3 separate regions of the Homo sapiens genome follow, and all the other regions are linked to region 1. A link is a contact called in ENCODE Hi-C or POLR2A ChIA-PET data. All regions are on one chromosome and are shown on one strand. Each heading gives the region's core, a stretch centred on a gene start or an enhancer-like site at or near the end of the contact. The rest is flanking DNA. Distances are from core to core; before and after follow the strand shown. Region 1 has its middle 120 kb from the start of LINC01085. Region 2 holds the start of LINC01085 (long intergenic non-protein coding RNA 1085). Region 3 overlaps LINC01182 (long intergenic non-protein coding RNA 1182).

Region 1 (3,032 bases), core at 183-2,682:
CAAAAAACTGAAAACAAACACACACACACAAAAACAACCCGCATGAGTCTCTCTGTCATTTGACGCTGTTTGCTGCTTCTGCCACATGTCTTAGAGCTTTGAATTGCAGATGTACTTAACTACCTGAACTTCTGCCTATGTCCTGGGTTCCTTCTTTCTAGAGTATTCTCTGTCCTACTCTCTTCCCCAGATTTACTTCCTCTGGGAAGCTTTCTACCACATAAAATGACTGGATAAGTTCCTCTAATACCTGCTTCAATTGTACCTTGAGTGTTTTCTTGTATATAACATCCAATTATTTTTAGCGACTCATTTCTCTCTCTTATTACTAGGACTGTGTGTTCCTAGTGGCCAGGAATGATATTTTACTCTTACTCTCTTAGCCTTAAGGTCTAGTGCTTGACTGAGATACATAATGGGTTTCTAGTGAAATGAATGACTGGATAAATGAATGAATACATTTTGCAATAACACAATTTTAACCTCCTTGTCTTTTCCTTCATTTACTCACCTAGAGCTCTGCGTAGCATTGCAAAGCCCCTTCCAGTGTCTTTTCCAAGCCCATGCATCAACTCGACTTATACTCTTTCATTATCATGGCAATAGGAAGTGGGAAGTTTAGAAGGAAGAGAAATGGGATGAGGGAGGGAGGAACAGAGAAGGAGTAGCCAGGAAGAGGTAATCACATCAGAATAAAAAAGTTTATTTCATTGATGAGGAAACTGAGACTGAGAAAGGAATGTGACTTACGTAAGTCACACAGGAGAGACCAAAACCTCGTTTTCTGGCTGCCGACCCTATGCCTTTCCACTGTATATGAATATTTCAGCAAGTGCATCTGCCACACACAGACAAAGACATACTGGTTCATTTCCAAAGACAACAATCTCATTGTCAGGGTCATGGGTTGAAATTTAAAGAATTATTCCTGATTTCAACACAGCCTCTCACTTGGAGCAATGACTCAGGCTAATTTTGCAGGCGGCATGTTTTCCTTTGAGATTTCTCACCCGATCTGTTCCCCATCTCCTAGATTGCATAAGGGTAATGATGAATTCCTTGACTGGATCCCAACTTCCCGAGGCTCAAAATAATCACTGTTCTGTTTTCCATGGGAGATGAAGATATATATTAGGATTTTAACATTCTTTGAATATCCACTTTGAAAACAGGAGACATCCGCGGCAGGTGGGGCTTGCAAATGATATTTCTAATCAGATGTTCATCCAGAAAGTAATTAACTTTAGGAAAGTAAAGGCCCTAGAGGCTTCTGAAAAGATTTCCTTACTCTCAATTCTCCCTGAGCATTGCTTGATATTTGCCTCCCCCTGAGCTGTAGAGCCCAAAGGGAAGATGAGAAGCAAGTCCTGCTGATATGGATGCGGATCACATTTGCGTGACTCAGAGCTGTGGGGTAAGAAGCCTTTCTTCCAGCTGTCCTCTCACCACCCCAACCCCAGAGCCCTCAAGGTTGTGTTTTCTCATGTTTGTGAATTGCTCAGAGCTCTGCCAGGCTTTTCAGTTTTATCTGGCCTTCTGCCTTGGCTGCCTTGCCTCTCCTTTTAGGAAATCCAAGGGTGGAGAAATGAATAATCTGTTTCTGAAGTCAGAGAGACATGAGTCTAAGCCCTGGGTCGCCACTTCCTAGCTGGGTAGCAGTGGGCGAGCTGCAGCCTCTTTCTGAGTCTCTGTTTCTTACTGATGACCTGGGTTATTAGAGGACCATTGAGACAGCCCACCCATAAACTCCTAAGAAAGCACTCGGCTTGATGCCTACTTCCTAGAGGTTTCTCAGCAGTGTTCCTATTATTGCTAGCTCCATCCTGTCTTTTTGTGATAAAACCATGTTTGGATAGAGTTTGGCTAGTGCGTTAGTTTCCTAGGGCAGCTGTAACAAAGTACCATAAAGTGGGCATCTTAAGACAACAAAAATGAAATGTCTCACAGTACTCAAGGCCAGAGGTCCTAAATCAAGGCATTGGCAGGGCCACGCTCCCTCTGAAACTTGTAGGAGAGTTTTTCCTTGCCTCTTTCTAGCTTCCGGTGGTTTGCTGGCAATCGTTGGCATTCCTGGGTTTGCAGCTGCTTAACTCCAGTCTCTGCTCTTGTTGTGACACGGAGATCTCCCCATGTGTCTCTGTCTTCACATGCCATCTTATAAGGGCACTAGGCATGAGCTCATCTTAACTAATTACATCTGCAACAGCCCAATTTCCAAAAATGGTCGCATCTGAGGTACTGGGGACTAGGACCTCAACATATTTTTATTGTTGACACGATTCAGCTTATACGAGGTAAATACTACATTATATGCTAAAATATTTTAGTCTATTTAGTCAGTGTAAAATACAAACTTCTGTCTTGATTAGATTTCACTTGGGAAATGTATAATTTATTTGGCTTCATTAGTCTACTTTTTCGTCTTTCTCCTCTATTCCAAGCCTCCTAGCCACTCTTCTCACTAATCCATGATTCGCTCAGCATCCAGTGTTCTCTCCCTAATATCTTCTCCTTTCTAGAACAATCATCTGTCCAGATCAGTCATCTTTTTTTTCCTAGGATGAAGGTCAAATTTCTCACCTTCACACAAATTCTCTTTCAGGAGCTGCCCCTCATTTACCTGTGGGGTGACTAACTGTCCCAGTTTGTCCTGGAATGCCCTGGTATTAGCATTAACATTTTTGCACCCTGAGAAACCCTTCTGTCCTGGACAAGCCAGTTTTCACCCTGTTACTTTTCTGCATGTTTTGGCTACAGATACTCTCCGGCTATTACAGATTTTGTCTTTCCACATGTGTGTTGCATTGGCATTAGCTGTTTGCTCATTGTGCTCTGCTGCCAATTACATGTTTCTTAGGGGATTGAAATCCAGACAAATCTGGGTTTGAATTTCAACTCTTGTGGCCTTAATAAATGCATACTTTATCAGTGTCCATCAACATCAAAAAAAAAAAAAAAAGCAAAAGGGGCATAAAACTATATATCCTTTGGTTGTAGTGAGGGTAAATTAGATATGATGAATAAACCACCTG
Region 2 (3,032 bases), core at 241-2,740, 120 kb after region 1:
AAGTTGATAAAAATTAAACATAGAAAATAAACCCAGGAACATTTAACATTTGTACATGGAGGCTGCATTTTTACTCAGATGGAACCTCCCAGCTTGAATGATTCATTTGTGGGAGTCATACACAAGAGTTGCTTGCAAGAGGATCTTATGAGTAAATGATAAGTGAAGTCATCCTTTTCAGAGAATAAGAAGAGTTATAACTGGGGTGGAGAAGCACTTGCCCTCATCTCAAGAAGGGCCCTATGCATGGCCACAGAAGTCTGAGGCCATAGCCCGTGATTTTGGCACTGATCATGCCCTCCCTGGGGGTAGCAGGAGCCATTAGTTCAATCCTAGCATTAACTTGACCATATTTGGATAAAACATCAGTATTGATCTTAAGTACTATTAGCGAGACCTGCCTATATTACCAGTAGCCAAGGCAGCAGAAGCAGAAACAGCTGGAAAAACTACAAATTGGGGCCATCAGGGGCAGATGTATCTTGGCACTCAGGGCTACAGAACATGTGGAAAGAGGCAGCAACAGCACCTCCTGTGATTTTTATGCAAAGATTGAGGAGGGACTCAGAGCTAGCATGTCAGTTTGTTACCCTTGTGATTTTCGTCCATGCTCTTGATTATTTTTTTTTTTTGAGGTTATATGTCCAGGAGACTCAAGAGTTATGGAAGAAAATAATGGAGCAAGAAAAGATGGAGCAGAAGAAAGGGAGAATGGCCCATTATTGGGAAAATTCTGTCTATAGAAAGAACACTGTGATTGGTTAAAACAAAAGCAGCAACAATAAAATTACCAAACGCCTCTGTGTTCTGGACAGTGTGCTGGACAGAAGGGACATAGAGACAGTGGGACAAAGTCATATAACTCTATTCATATCTTTATCTTAGCTCTTATATTATAATCATCTACTTACCTGTCTTTCTAAAAAGACTGAGCTCTTCTAAGGCAAGGATACTGTCTTTTGTATCTTTGTGTCTCCAATGTATACTGTATCCTTGCTGACTATGGAACTTGCTGTGCAAACTGAGACACTTGTGAGAATGAAATGGGTGCTATAAATGATTACTCCTGGGTGATAGGCACAAACCAGGACTTTCCCAGGCAAAAGGAAGAAGCGCTGTACAGAATATGTATTTTCAAAGATAAATGCACCTCGGGTCAATTCTTTGAACTCAAGGCAAATCTTGGAACAGCCTCTGAGCTAAGCAGCAATTGACAACGGAGAGCATTTTGACTCTTTAGTTTTGTGTCAGTTGGGGCATCTTACCATTGTGCATTATTGGGTTGTGACTGTGCAGAAACCCAATAAAAAAACAGGCATGTATGAGACTAGATGTTCTACAGTCATCCAAAGAATGACAAAACCGTTTCAAGAGGAACATGATAAGATCTGCTGGCAAGGATCTTTATTGGCATCCTGGGAACTTCTGGGGTGAATGTGTGTGCTGAGCTCAAATCAGAATATCTGCAGGAAAAAAAAAAAAAAAAAAGAAGAAGAAAAAGAAGAAGAAGCCAGACCAGGAAAGTGAAAGGAAATGGATATCGCTGCTGGAGGCAACGACTAATTTAAGCAGAGTAGGAGAAAAACTCTTTTTTTTTTTCCTTTGTGCCAGTTCCTTTTACACGACTTCAGAACATTCTATGACAACCCAGCGTGCAACTTGGCACTGTCAGAAGAGTCCTGGGAAAGAAAGGAAATGCGGTAAGAAATGGAAACAGAGTATTGTTGTTGAGAGCCTGGAGACCATTTGCAGAGTATTTTGCTCAGGGGGGAGTAAGAAAATAGGAAAAACCTTAAAAAAAAAAAAAGAGTAAACAGTAAATTTCTCCCTCATCTCCATCTCTTTTCACTGGAGGCAACAAGGAAAGGAATGAATTTTCATGTTTGTCTGGGATTCTTCCTATGTAGAAAACAAAAAAAGAACTCAGTCAGATAAAACAAAAACTTTTTCCAAGACTCATCGTGGAGGGGTGGCCTTAGTGTGAAATGATGATGCCCACTGATGGCAGAAAACCTCTTTTCTTTCTACCTCAGGTTTGGCCCAGTGCCCTTTGTCTAAGTCTCTTTTTTCTGTCAACAGAAATTGAGTCTGTAGCAACTATATGTAATGGTCTTCCCATGCCTTCAGTATTTCTTTTTTCATTTTCTTTCTTTCTTTTTTTTTTTTTAACTTGAAGTTCCGGGATACATATGCAGAACGTGGAGCTTTGTTACATAGGTATACGTGTGCCATGGTGGTTTGCTGCACCTACTGATCCATCCTCTAGGTTCCCTCCCCTCAACCCCCACCCCCAACAGGCCCCAGTGTGTGTTGTTTCTCTCCCTGTGTCCATGTGTTCTCATTGTTCAACTCCCATTGATGAGTGAGAACATGTGGCATTTGGTTTTCTGTTCCTGTGTTAGTTTGCTGAGGATGATGGCTTCCAGTTTCATCCATGTCCCTGCAAAGGACATGATCTCATTCCTTTTTATGGCTGCATAGTATTCTATGGTATATATGTGCCACATTTTCCTTATCCAGTCTATCATTAATGGGCATTTGGGTTGGTTCCCTGTCTTTGCTATTGTAAATAGCACTGCAATAAACATATGTGTGTATGTCTTTATAGTACAATGATTTATATTCAACATTTCAAACAGCACATTTGAAGTAGACATGGGAGAGTTTCCAAGAGACCACTCATTCATTGTAAAATAAATAAATAAATAAATAAAGGTGGTGGGGGGGCGGTTTGAGTGTCTTTTCTTTTCTGTAAAGGAATAGTAGCTCACTCTGATGCAGTGCTGGACACCCAACAGTATGCTCAGAGGGTTACAGTTTCTGCTCCCACAATGGTACTGTGGCTTGCACTGGCAGAGATTGAGGGTGATCATATCTTGTTCTCATGCCTTTTTTTCTTGGTTGCCTTCTCTTCTCTCTGCTTGGTTAAACATGTGAGCTTGTAGCCCTTCAAAGACTAGTACACATCAGTCTCTTCCCTTCCTCCCATGCTTCTTGCTGGGACTATGGTATGTATATCCTTGGCTTGCTAG
Region 3 (3,032 bases), core at 341-2,840, 97 kb before region 1:
CATGTTACTTTTTAGCGAGGCTGACCCCATGATAGGCTGATCTTTGTTGTGCCAGGCCTATTTGGCTCCTCATGCTCACACCTCCCACTTGGACTCAAGCCAGGCCTGGACCCTGAAAACCCAATCATGGAGCATTTTATGAGCCCCATCTGCAAAGGTAAGTGGGATCTAGAATTGGTCGTGCTTAGGTATCCAACCTGCCCACTTTGTGCCCTGTGGATTGCTCTGTAGCTTTCCCCTCCTGCCCTTCTTATGCTTATCATGTTCATGATGGTTGAGTTCTGTTGGAAAAACACTCACTGAGCTCCTGCCATGATCCAGCATAGCACTAGATGCCAGTCTATAAAGATGAGTAAGTTCCCATGTTTATCATCGAACTTCTGCCTTGATTTCTGGTTGGTAATCAGGTTTTCCTCATTTAAAACTTAATGTAGAAGGATTTATGAGACATGACATAGTTCATGCCAGCCTCCCCCTACCTTCCACTTGAGTTAGACCCCTCTTGTTCTACCCCCCACTGCTGATGGGATCCTGATACAGCCCAGGTAGATTATCTACCATCTCAACATTGTAGATCCTGCCTTTCTGCAGGATGGGGCCCTGTTGCCACATCCTTCCCACCAGATCGAGTTCCTATGTTTCCCTCTCCTATGTGACTGTCTCTCCCATTAAACTATGCACTTCTAGAGGGCAGGGGTATCCCAGCACCATGCTCAGAGCACAGTGAGTAGTAGGTACTGGTAACTATTTGTTGAATGATGAATGGTGAGTGCTGCATGCAGAGGGGAGATGAGAAGCTAGGACCCTGAGAAGTCTGGAAATGGTGTAGGTTGGCCACTGTAGATGACCGTGATGTCACCTGGGGTGGTGATATGGGATGAAGGGAAGACTGTGGACCAGATACCACTGTCATCATCAGACTATCATGAGAGTGAGTACTAATCAGGTGGTGGTTAGGGAAAGCAGCGGCGGGGTGGAGGTCCGTGTAGTTGGAGGACCTGAGACTCAAGAGGGAGAGAAGCTTTGACATAGGCAGCTGGGACTGGTGCTGGGGGCCAGCATGCTGAGAGCAACTCTGAGGAACATGGAAGGACAGATTGAGAACAGGCTGACTCCACATGAGAGGACTGCAAAGGAATCAGGTTACCAGGGAAGAGCTGATTCTTAGTTAGGGCCAGGACATGGTGGGGAGTCTCAGGAGGAGGTTGGGGGTATATGGTATCAGTGAATCACATGGCGAAGGTTGTATGGATGGGCGCCTTAGCTAGATGAGACCCCAGGATGGGTCTCATGCATTCTCCTCCTCCACTGAGTCTCCGCTTGCCTCATGTGAGGGTTGATGGCTTTGGCTTTACTCCAACTTCCTGCATCTTCTCTGACTGTGTCCTGATTTTGACCATGAGCCTTGTTCTTGACAACTGCCTTGTCTCTGGTCCTGGACTCCTACCAGCCCTCCCTCCTCTGAGGAAACCAGACCTGAGCAGGCAGCTCCTGCAGCTTTTCACCTCGACTTATCTCCCCAGCCAGAACTTTTGCTTAATTTGCTTACTGACATTTCACACTGATGTGCGGGGACTCATCAATTGAGTTCCAAGCATATGCATGACTCACATGCATTTGAAGAGTATGTGGAGGAGGGAGGGAAAAAATGAGAGAGAGAGGATTTTAGTCATATAAGTCATCAAAGAGCCTACCAGGCTTGCTTTGGTTTTGTTTGTTTTAGAAAATGACTGGAGGCCATAATGTTTGAACTTTTTTATTGTGAAGTCTGCTGAGAATTCAAGCAGGGCCAACCCCAGATACTTCTCTTTCTTCAGTTCCTGAGACAGAAAGAATGAGTCTGAATCTTATTAAGCAGATCCGCAGGACTTGGATTGAAAGAAATATGAAAACACAATTTTGTGTTCAAGCCTGGGAAGGAAAAATAACTTCAGAGTGAGCCAGACATATTTTGGAATTCTTTCAGCATCTACACAGCAAGACCTACACAGCATAAGATTGTGAAAGTTTGTGTGTGTGTGTGTGTGTGTGTGTGTGTGAGAGAGAGAGAGAGAGAGAGAGAGAAAGAGAGAGAGAGAGAGTATGTGGTCATCTTCTGGCTGGCAAATTGGTTCCAAAATTTGTACAAGGAGACAATTTCTTTGCTACCAAACTGACTGGTAAAAACATATCACATAGCCTTTAAAGATGGAACTTACTTGTTATGAAATTGACACATTTGCTCACCCCTGATTCCTACCAGGAAAGTGCTTTCTCCCACTAGCAACTGAATCCTACTTGTTCTCAGTGTGTGGCCAGGATCTGCCCTGTTTCCTCCAGCTCACAGAGCATTCCCTCTCTCTTCAGAAACCCCACAGCCCTTATCGTCTCTGTCACTTAGTCAAACACAGGTTGCTATAGCAAAGTACTGTAAATTGGGTGGCTTATAAACAACAGAAACTTATTTCTCACAATTCTGGGGACTGGAAGTCTCAAATCAGGGTGACAGCATCATCAGGTTATGGTGAGGGTCTTCTTCCAGGTTGTAGATGGCTTGCTTCTCTCTGTGTCTTCGCATGGCAGAAAGAGGGTGAGAGGATTCTATCATCACCTGGAGGGTAAAGATTTCAACATATAAATTATAATAAACAGTCTATTTTCAGGTTGCTTCTGGCTTCCTCAAGCCTGACTTTCCTCATAGCTGTGATTTTCTTCATATTGCTTTCCCTTAAACACAAGTCAGGTCTGTCCTTTAATGTTCTATAATGTGGTTTATAAAACACTATTGAAGACTTGTGGAATGAGAAAGGAATGACAATGCAGATGAGTATTACCAGATACAGTTGCTCCTAGCATCCTCAGCTCTTGCCTGTCTTCCAGTTGTGATGCCCAGAGTAGCACCCGTATGGTTTGGCTGTGTCCCCACGCAAAATCTCATCTTGAATTATAATCCCCATAATTCCCACGTGTAAAGGGCAAGACCAGGTGGAGGTAATGGGATCCTGGGGGCAGTTTCTCCTATGCTGTTCTTATGATAGAGTCTCATGAGATCT

Evidence for each region. A loop is a pair of places that touch in the nucleus more often than their neighbours do. ChIA-PET counts read pairs that join two places held with the same protein, here RNA polymerase II (POLR2A). Pooled maps may share reads with other maps.
Region 2: a loop to region 1 is called in a pooled map, with 5 times the contacts of the local background. The contact joins the promoter of LINC01085 here to the enhancer-like site in region 1. A Hi-C loop is called at or near these places in 1 of 50 pooled maps. POLR2A ChIA-PET finds 5 or more read pairs at or near these places in 2 of 52 experiments (AG04449 and BJ).
Region 3: a loop to region 1 is called in a map of MCF 10A, with 11 times the contacts of the local background. The contact joins two enhancer-like sites. A Hi-C loop is called at or near these places in 8 of 168 maps with a recorded cell type or tissue (Caco-2, Calu3, IMR-90 and 5 more) and 6 of 50 pooled maps. POLR2A ChIA-PET finds 5 or more read pairs at or near these places in 5 of 52 experiments (A549, AG04450, MCF 10A and 2 more).

What each region holds. Positions count from the first base shown.
Region 1 is chr4:13,987,644-13,990,675 of GRCh38, forward strand. No RefSeq gene overlaps it. Among named protein-coding and RNA genes, the nearest start is that of LINC01085, 120 kb to the right of the region's middle. Within about 2 kb of position 1,433, at least 7 of the 41 ENCODE cell types and tissues checked have a DNase peak (open chromatin) inside an H3K27ac peak, as active enhancers do; they include IMR-90, PC-9 and mammary epithelial cell, where a contact is called at or near this core.
Region 2 is chr4:14,110,478-14,113,509 of GRCh38, forward strand. It overlaps LINC01085 (long intergenic non-protein coding RNA 1085), which reads left to right and starts at 1,491. Exons shown (of 3, transcript NR_033931.1): 1 at 1,491-1,700.
Region 3 is chr4:13,890,606-13,893,637 of GRCh38, forward strand. All of the region lies in intron 3 of LINC01182 (long intergenic non-protein coding RNA 1182), which reads left to right. The region is part of intron 3 of LOC107986182 (a long non-coding RNA gene); the gene reads left to right. Among named protein-coding and RNA genes, the nearest start is that of LINC01085, 220 kb to the right of the region's middle. RefSeq lists an enhancer at 1,192-2,391. Within about 2 kb of position 1,591, at least 5 of the 41 ENCODE cell types and tissues checked have a DNase peak (open chromatin) inside an H3K27ac peak, as active enhancers do; they include IMR-90, PC-9 and mammary epithelial cell, where a contact is called at or near this core.